2 separate regions of the Mus musculus genome follow, and region 2 is linked to region 1. A link is a loop called in an ENCODE intact Hi-C map of the cell type or tissue named here. Cell type or tissue: left cerebral cortex. All regions are shown on one strand.

Region 1 (5,000 bases):
GGAGCATGGGACTGGATTATTGTACTAGAATTTCTATCACATATTTTTTCCTAGTGATGATTTAACAAACTGGATGATTTCAAACAACAGTAGTATATTTTTATTAGTACTGGAGATGAACCTGGAATTAAAATATCATCAAAGCCATAGGAATCTGAGAGCTACGGAGAAGAATCTATCCCCATGCCTTGCTACTAGCTTCTTGTACTGCTGGCAAGTCTTGGTTTGCTTTGGTACACAAATGCATGATTCTAATCTCTGACCTGTTGTAATGTCACATTGACCTATGTGTTTTGGTTTTCTCACAGGGGATTGGCTTTCTGTGCTTGTTTATGACCCTTGTCTGCTTATGAAGTTGCTATTTAGCTCAGGACCTCATGGCACATTCCATTGTACTTATAACCCTTTGTAAACTTACTAGTTAAACACATCTGCTTATGTAGAAAAATCATATTTCCAAATAGGGTCCCATTCACAGGCACTACAGGTTAGGATTTCAAAGTATCTTTGAAGAACTCAATGTAAGCCACATTGCACATCGTGGTAAAAGAGACCAGAGCTCTGCTTCCATGCAACAGTCAGAATACAAGGAAGGTATTTGGGATCTGGTGAGTATTATTGCTAACATTAGTGTCCATGTGTCACTGACCACATTTGGAGACAGAGGGCACAGCTAAGAACATCCAGAACCAAGAGAAGGGAGATGGGCTTCACTTCATGAAAAGTGACTATACTCTTCACCTGGGTTCACTGTCACCTTGAGGTAGACCTGATACATGACACTGGTACGAGAAAGGAAAATTCTTTAATTTATTGATGGTAAAGAAAGTGAGGGAATCTGAAACTAGTCAAAGTAACTGGAAAAATAAGAAGTAGCAATTCTTGCACATAAGTAGTATGACCACTTCGGACTCATTCAATAAATATGAACATAGAGACATTACCATCAAAAATAAAGAAATAATAACAAACCAACCAATTCCATCTCTCAAAGCCTCAGTTCTGTTTTTATGTTTTGTTTTGTTTGTTTGTTTTTTGTTTGTTTGTTTGTTTGTTTGTTTGGCTTAGCTACTGGCTGGGCTGTTGGAGGTCTATCAAGAGAAAAAGGTGGGAAATAGCCAGTTTGTCCAGGTCAAGGACTTTATAGAGTTGCATCTGTTACTCTCCTTGAGTACTGAGTATATACACATTCTTATCTGACCCTTAGGAATTATATGTAAACATCAGTGAATGATACTTTGTGTACCACTAGAGATGCATTAATTCTGGAGCTTTCCTTTCAATATACATATGAATTTATCTATTCTCTGTAGCTTTTCATTAGTCACATTCTCTGGTAGCCACACACACACACACACACACACACACACACACACACACACAGAGTACTAAATGCATGACACAATGTAACATTGTAATCTCAGACTCTGCCCAATGGTGGAGGGTTTGATGGCCCCATGAGGTAGGTGTTGAATTCTATGATGGGGTATTTCATGCCACCTTTCCATCTAAATGACAGCAACAGTGTCATCAAGTCCCAAGGGGTGACCTGTTCTTTCTGGTCATGTATCTGGAATGTAACCCACAGATAACTGCTCTGCAGACCAAGAAATACCCTTCACAAGGCAATAAATCTTAAGACATTTGAAATTTCTCTTAAACCCTTCTAGAAGCTTGCTATCTATGAACTGTAGGACTTTATGTTAAGATAAACCAGAAACAGAAACACAAACAATGCTCACTCATATGTAAAAAGAAAGTTCATTTCAAAAAAGAGGGATGTATTTATGGAACCAATGTACACAGGGGTATAGTATAGCATGTAGAAAAAGAGAAAAGGGTAATATTAGGGGTGAGGAAGGACAGAATGTAGGCAGAGGGCACCTGAGTCATTATAAAGCTTATTTTTACAGTTTTAACCCTCATGGATTTTTTTGTTTCTTCCTTTTTTTCCTCCCCCTCCCCTTGGTGGAAAGGCTCCTAATAATGTAATTGATGTGAAAGTGTAAAACAGAATCGCTGCTCTATCAGTACAGAAACTCACTGAGACGTACATGCTTAAGGCCTGAACAAGTGCTTATTGTCCAGTAATAGTTTAGTTGTTTGACTTTTTTATTTGCAAGTTCTTTATAATAAGTTTATCTTCATTAAAATAATTAAGTATGCCAATATCTTTACCTAAGTTAGTTTAGGAGAAAAAATGTTTCTCCATCACATTTTAAAAATGCATCCCCTTATATTACTTGCTAACCCATACTTTAGTCTACATAGAACCATTTATCACTATTGACATAACCATTTATTTATTCTCAGAAGTATCTTGACGTAAATTATTAATTCTATGGTCACTCTGCTCATCCTGGATTCTTTTTAGGATGCTTTTTTTTGTCTAGCTCATGCACAAGTTGTTATTCACCTGTATTTCCTCAAGTCTCCTGTCCTTGTACAGTGAGGGAATCTGGGTCTGGGATGAACTTCAATAAATACATACAAATTATAGGAAAATGATCCAGACAAATTAGTAAGCTCCACTTAGACATTCACATGTGATATAGAAAGTACCAGAAACTTTCAGGTGATTCTATCCATGCCAAACATTATATATTATATGGTAGTCTATCTCACACCATTGTACCTGTTAATTAATAGTATTTTTATATTTCTCCAATGTTTAGTATATTGGACTGTGCTCATAAAGATGGGCATGCCCCCAAGGTTTTGCATAATGACTGCTTATGCTAATTATTATGGGAAACCCCCCTCTGTAACTGCTGACGATCATTTTAATTTTGACGTTGGGCTATAAAGGCCTCTCTGTTGGCATTTAGGCCAGAGGTTGTCATGAGACTTCCTAAAATTGTTTTCTCCCATTCAAGAGCCAGAAACATACAAGGAACTCTGCCTCCTTTTACTCTTGAACATCAACTTGTGAAGCCATCTGAACAGCAGGAGGCAGGCTGTCTCCTAAGCAGTCAGGAATCCCAGCTACACACTGTAGATGACAATCTGATAGGCTTATTCTAGGCACCACCTTCGTATCCAGAAATATCAATGGAGAACACTCTCCTGAGATCCAAAGCCTCAACAGCTCAGAGCTTATCATACATTTTCAACTTGACTCAAATACAAGCAACTTAAATTAGAGAAAAGATCTAAATAGGCCAGAGTCAACAGCATTACAAGAAAGCTGGGGTAGGGTGAGAATGTGTGGGAAGATCCATAGCATGCCCAGAGCCAGAGCTATGCATGCGCTCTTTTCCTTTCCTAGGAAACCACCCCAATGGGGAAGAAAATAAAACTCTCCCCTTATTGCCAAGCAATGATATGCATTGCTGCTAATTAGAGAAGAAAGTGCAGCCAAGCTTCAAACAAAACAAAACTGCTAAGTAAACACTTTTCAGAAGCATATGCAATAAAGTATGGATTTTTAAAGGGGCCATGGGTATAAATTTAAAACAAAGAGAAAGACAAAAAAATAAATAAATAAAACAAAGAGAAAGGGATGCAGTTTCATTTTTAAAATCAAATTTATTGAGATTTTCCTCACACCACATACCTGAGACCATCTTAGAACACAGACCAGAATGTCTGGGTGATTTAATTCAGTAGTAGTAAAATTACTTGTATACCAAGTGAAGTAGGTGTTTTAGGGCATCCTCTTCTTACATGACTCTGCTAAGGATTCCTTTTTTTCTATTTTATGAGTATGGGTTCCCTTGCTGGCCCAGGAGAGCTGTCCAAAGCTGGGATGGGAGGTAGAGACAGACAACGTGTAGGGGTATCCATTTTTGAGAGGCAGCTATAGTAGAATAACACACATCCAAACGATTTGCTGAGCAGTTGTAATGAATCTGCATGTGTACTATTTATTTGCTCCCCACGGCATTTTTATATATAGTGCCTAACATGAAATATAAGCTAAAAAATCCTAAATGTTAGCACATGGCTAGGTGTTATACTGATTAGAGGGGGACATCACAAAAATAATGTGAATAAGTTTTACCTTTTCAAGGGAAAAATGACACCCTGAGATAACTGAGCTTACTTTTTCAATATTAAACGGTCCCTAGAAGCTCATATGTTAAAAGTCTTAGTTGTCAGTCTGATGGCGTTAAGAGGCGGTAGACGTTTTAGGGGGGTAGAACTGAAAGGATGTTAGATCATGTTTCCACCTTATAACTTGATTATCTCAGGCTTTTTGTCCCAGTGTTGGAAAGCTGACCATCACACCCGGTGGGAAAAAATTATTCATCCCTGGCACTTCTGCCGATGTGCAGTTTTAGAAGTAAGAGGAGAACAATACCAGAGTCACAAGTCCAGTAAGGAAATGCTTTTAGTTTGCACAGTTCAGTCACAATTTACTCACTTAGCAAATCTGGCCTTTTTTGCTTTGGAATTACATACTCATCAACAGAGTTTACATAATCAGCACTCCTTTCCTGGAGCTTGATGCAGTCATTCATGGCTCTATGAAGCTTCCTCTAGGTTGGCTGTGCCCATGAGGAAGCAGGCAGCAAATGACGATCCTTGACATCCTCTTGCCACGCTACACAGTCAAAGGTTTTCCAGATGACAGCTTCAGGCAGACTTCCAGATACTTCTGGAAAGACTGGGGCATGAAATTAACTAGGTTAAGGTGGTTTCCCTCGCCCCTTCTCCTCTCTTCTCCAACTCAGGCTCTGTTGTTTTCTTTAAGACTTGAAATCGGTTTAGCGCATCTCAGCCCATGATCAGTTATGGTACCAAACAAAAGAATTTGACATTGAAAAAGAGAAGCCGAGAAAGCTTCTGAAGTCAAGGAATGAGTTGAGATTAAAGAAATCATGGGTGCCAAGTGGGAAGACTATGGAAAAAAAAAACATTTTGGTTAAGGAGGCACCATGAAAGATCACTGAGAAGGTGCCATTAAGCTGAGAGTTTCATTGCCAGGCATACAAAGTTATCTAAAAAATAAATCTAAATTTCTTAGGAACACAATGAGTTATTATCAGACCTAGAAT
Region 2 (5,000 bases), 140 kb before region 1:
TAACCTGAAAAATATCATCCTGCAATTCCTTGACCTGTATGTCAATTGCTCAAGGATAATATGATAATTTTATTAGGATGCGCCTCTTGCTTCCTGCATTGAAAAATCAAATGTTACTCGTATTGTGTATGACATGATGGCCTTCATTGATTATTAGGTAATTTTTTTCTCCAGTCTAGTTTTTCTTTTTTCCAAATGTACAGAATTATCACCATACTCTGCTATAAGTAAAAGTGACTGTGGGGTAACCATCTACTTTCTAGCATCACAAGAGCATGATCACTGATCGCTTTGCTTTCACCTTCATCATCACCACAATCACTGCCATTGTAACCCTATCATGATCATCATCCCTAACACCACCACTATCAAGTCCATCAGCAACAGCACCATCAGCACCAGAACCACCACCATCACCAAGACCACCATCACCACCACCACCAAGATCATCATCACCACCACCAAAACCACCAGTGCCACCACCATTATTACCAGAGATATCACTAATGTTGTCCAGAGAACTTCTAGCATTTGCCTTTTAAAATAGCCGACATCTGGAAGAACTATCTGATACTTGTTACTTAAACTCCACTCAGCAGGAATGGAGGTTGGCAGAGAATTTAGCAGAGTGTCTTATTTTTAAAATATCTCACACCTCCCCCTCGCCCTCCCTGTCTTCACAGAGAGCTTTCAGCAATACATTTTGAGGCTCTGCTGAGAGTCAACCACCTTCATCTCAGACACCCAAAGCTTCAAAAGAGGACCTGCAACTTTGATCTGACGCCAAGGTGGGCTACTCAAATTAAATACAAATACTACAGCTGCCAAGAACTCTTCATTTTGGGATATACCAATAAGGGAACCTTGAACATAAAATTGGGCTAAAATTCAAACTAAAATCTATATGTGTATGGGGTGGGTACTTTAAACATTGCCTAAGAGGCTTTTTTGTTGGTCCTTTTTCAAAGGAAAGTTATTAGCAGGTAAAAGGAATCAGGTTGGCTTGACAAAAGTAATGGTACTTTTAACTTCAGTTGTGACTTGGGACAAAGCCACCTGTCTAGCTTCTTTCAGAATAGGCTGTCCCAAAGATCCCCTTATCTATTTAATCCAGCTTCTGTGAAGTGAGATAAACAGAACTGATCAGGTTAATGCTGGGCAATGTTCCCAAAACACAGAAGGCTGCTTCTAAAACCTGTAAGTCACTCTTTGGGCCTGAGAGCAAACAAAATGAAGTACTTGGAGGTGCTAGAGGGAGCTCTGCCATAGGAAATGGCCTTGGTGTTTCAGCATAAAGCTGGCAGGTAATGAGAAGATATTTTAGAAAGTAGCCATCTTAACTTTGACTAATAACAATAGTAAGTATTATCAGGAGTTAATGATCGTGAAAATAGTCTGAGGATCTTCACTTTTCCTTTAAAAAATTATGGTATTTTATATGATCAAACTCATAAACTGCTATATTTTCCCTTTAGGAAGTCAATTTCTCCTGATAAGGGTGTGTACTTGTATATTTGTGTGTATATGTGTGAAAGAAAGAGAGACAGAGACAGATATACATACATATAGAGAAACGGGGTGGGAAGAAGCAGAGAGAAAGACACAAAGATACAGAGACATAGAAAGGGTCCGAGAAATATATAAAATCATATTAAACCTACATTAATAATGAATGCAATTGGGCTAGAGAGATGGCTCAGTGGCTAAGAGCACTGACTGCTCTTCCAGAGTTCCTGAGTTCAAATCCCAGTAACCACACGGTGGCTCATAACCATCTCTAGTGATATCTGATGCCCTCTTCTGGTATGTCTAAAGACAACTACAGTGTACAGCATACAGTATACAGCTACAGTATACATAAGGTAAATAAATCTTTTTAAAAAAATGGATGTAATGTAAATGGGCACTTCAGTCAGCCTCAGCAACCCTGAAACCCAAGATTATCTTTTCCTTCTCCTTTCCCCTTTTTCACTGGTCCTGAGCTTCCTGACATGATATTCAGCCCTAGATTCCCATCGTTTGGAAGTGGAGAGGTATGGTAGAACCCACTTTGCCTCATGTACAAGGGACAAGAAAGAAGACAGCACTACTATTTGGTTTCACAGGAGGCTTAAAATCCATCTGTATGTTAGTTCTTGCCACAGTTGCTATGCCTTTTGTCACCTGAGATCACTCTCACTTTGCAGCGATTTCTTTTCTTTGTTCCAACATAACATTTTTATTGATCTGTTGGTAATTCCACACCATGTGCCCTGGTCACACACATTTCCCATGTCTGCTCCCCCAACGTTGTGCACACACACCTCACAATTTAAAGTTTAAAGAAGAAAAGTAAAATATAAGGTCATCTGTAGCCTTTGTATATTCACTGGACTATGGTCAAACTCTCAGTGGCCTTCCTCTTAAATAGAACTGAGTCATCCTCCACTCCCACACCCCACTAGAAGCCATCAATTGCAGAGAGCTAGCTTCATCATTCTATCACAGTTTTTAAGAATTCTCTTCTGAGAGGCTCCACCCACCAGCTGACTCAGACAAATGCATACACCTACAGCCAAACAGTGGATGGAGCTTGGGGACTCTTAAGGAAAAATAGAAGGAAGAATTGCCAACACCAAATGGGGATAGGAACTCCATAGGAAGACTAACAGAACCAACTAACGCACACTGGGGCTCTCAGAGAGTGAACCACCAACCAAAGCATATGCAGACTGGACCTAGGCCTCCCTGCACATATGTAGCAGATGTGTGGCTTGTTCTTCATGTGGGTCCTGAACAACTGGAGCAGGGGCTAGCCCAAAAGCTGTTGCCTGTCCTCGGATATGTTCTTCTAACTGGGCTGCCTTGTCTGGCCTCAGTGGAAGAGGATGTACCTAGACCTGCAGAAACTTGATGTGTCAGAAGAGAAGGGGTGCTGGAAATGGGGGAAGAATTGTGGGAGGAGGTGACCAGGAAGAGGAACAGTGAGTGGGATGTAAAATGAATAAATAAATTTAAATAGATAAATAAGTAAATTTAAAACAAGAATTCTTTTCAATGGCTTTCTGTTTAGGCTGCTACTTTTCAGGGGCGGGCTGGGGAGACATAGGGGTTGTCACAGAATTCTTCCACATCTCTCTTTCTCAATTATCCATCTGCAATCATCAGTATCACTGTAAAAGCAGCTTCTGTGCTCTTTACAGTAAGTGAGAACGTAGATTATGTACTGTTTCAAAGTATTATTCTTTCTATATATAGCTCATGGTTTTGAAGAGCACATTTAAACATTTGGAGATAAACACTGGATATAAAGTAGAATAATTAGCATGTTATCTCACTTTTTATCAGGTTTAAGATTTTATTTTTTATTCACTCCTTTTAAGTTAACAACTTACAGTAACTAAAATTACGTCCAGTTTATATAAACTGGGACTTTGAAAACCTACTTATCACAAGGCTTAAAGAGATTAACTGGCAGAATTTGAACCCAATCCCTTTGGCTCTGGATCTTACCCTAGATCAAATATTGGCTTTCAATCATAAACTATAAAATATCAGGTGTGTTAAGCAATCTGTATGGGTAAGCTATGATTAGCTAATATTATTACTTGGTACTAGGAGTATCTGACTGGTTTAGGAAAAGGGTCAGACTACCTCCCGAATTCTCTGGCAAATTCATTTCTAGTAGTACAGAGACTGGCAACAGTGTAGGACCAGATGGCCTATGATTTTGTGATTGTTTCTGTGCCAAGCGTTTTGTAAGACTAAAGAAGTCGAGTTGAATTTTCAAAACAGAGTAAAGAAATCAAGGAAAGCATCCAGCAAGAAGAAATAACTGAGTTTTGTTTTAGTTTCTTCTGCTTCAGTGATAAAATATTCTCATGAAAGCAAGTTAAAGGATAAAGGGTTTATTCTAGTTCACAGCTTAAGTATATGTAGTTTATTACTGCAGGCAAGTCAAGGAGGTAGGAACTGGGAGGAATGTGTCACTATGTGTACAAAATTATGAACATAGAGCAATGGATACACATTGCTATTCACTGTCTTTTCTCCATTGATAAAAAAAGTCCAGGATCCCATACACAGAAGGGTGCCATCTACAGAAGGTCTTCCTATCTCAAGTAACACAACCAAGATAAACTTCCTCAGGAAAGCCCATGGGCTTATCTCCCAGGTGATTTTAGATTCTCATAAATTGACAATTAACATTAAACAACATAATTTGCATCATGAAATAGATGGTTGTGGAAAAGAAGAAAGCTATTATTCTTTCAGTGAGAAAGGTCTTAAATCAGCTGTCCTCCTGAGGCATCCTGGGAATTATTTTATCATGTAAAAATAAATGAAGTGAAAGAAGGGTTGGTAACAAAGAGGAAAAGGGGAGGAATAACAAAGAAAGAAGAAGAGAAGAGAGGGGAGGAGAGGAGAAGAGAGGAGAGAAGAAGAGAGGAAGGAGAGAAATGGGAAGAGGTAATCTTTGAGAGTAGTAGCCAGTTTTCCTCTGAGGTACACCTCTGAGCCTAAAATACAAGCCAACTTTTTCTCCTTATAGGTCTTCACCCTCCATCTGATTTGATGGCAGTCAGAGTGGTCTGAAGCTAACATGCTAATAAACTTGGCTTGGGAGAAGAGCCCAACAGAAAGGCGGTTTAGGCCTTGGCCTGAGAATATGGCTCTCTGCTATTCAGTACAAAATATATGAGCATTGTATTTACATCATTCTTATATTTCCCTATACCCCATCCAAGTCCTCCAACCCTGCCTCTGCTTTCTCTCAAGTTCATGACCTACTGAGTTTATTTAGTGTTGCTTGTACACGTCTGTGTTTAGGGCTGACAACTTGGGAATAAATAACCCATCCAGGGGGCCTGTCCATGGACAAAACTGACTCTTAGCAGCCACAGATTATCTATAGTTCTTTGTCTTGGAATGTGGCCTTGTAACATTTGCTCTGTCCATTTCAGGATGCTGACTGCTCTTTTCCTAATTCAAGACTTGTTTGGGCAACCATATTGTTGAGA

The links. Peaks named below come from ENCODE experiments on the same cell type or tissue, not always from the same donor. Only the 100,000 strongest peaks of a DNase experiment are listed, where the experiment ranks them.
Region 2: a loop joins it to region 1, with 8 times the contacts of the local background. A loop is called at or near these places in 2 of 42 quality-filtered maps.

Annotation. Positions count from the first base shown.
Region 1 is chr12:89,651,512-89,656,511 of GRCm38, reverse strand. All of the region lies in intron 14 of Nrxn3 (neurexin III), which reads right to left. Among named protein-coding and RNA genes, the nearest start is that of Gm40537, 680 kb to the right of the region's middle. In left cerebral cortex, a CTCF peak has its summit at 2,963; DNase peaks (open chromatin) are centred at 3,112, 3,670 and 4,434; H3K27ac peaks cover 271 bases.
Region 2 is chr12:89,787,686-89,792,685 of GRCm38, reverse strand. The region is part of intron 14 of Nrxn3 (neurexin III); the gene reads right to left. Among named protein-coding and RNA genes, the nearest start is that of Gm40538, 620 kb to the left of the region's middle. In left cerebral cortex, no CTCF peak of the experiment used is centred here; DNase peaks (open chromatin) are centred at 667, 1,185, 2,503 and 3,709; H3K27ac peaks cover 319 bases.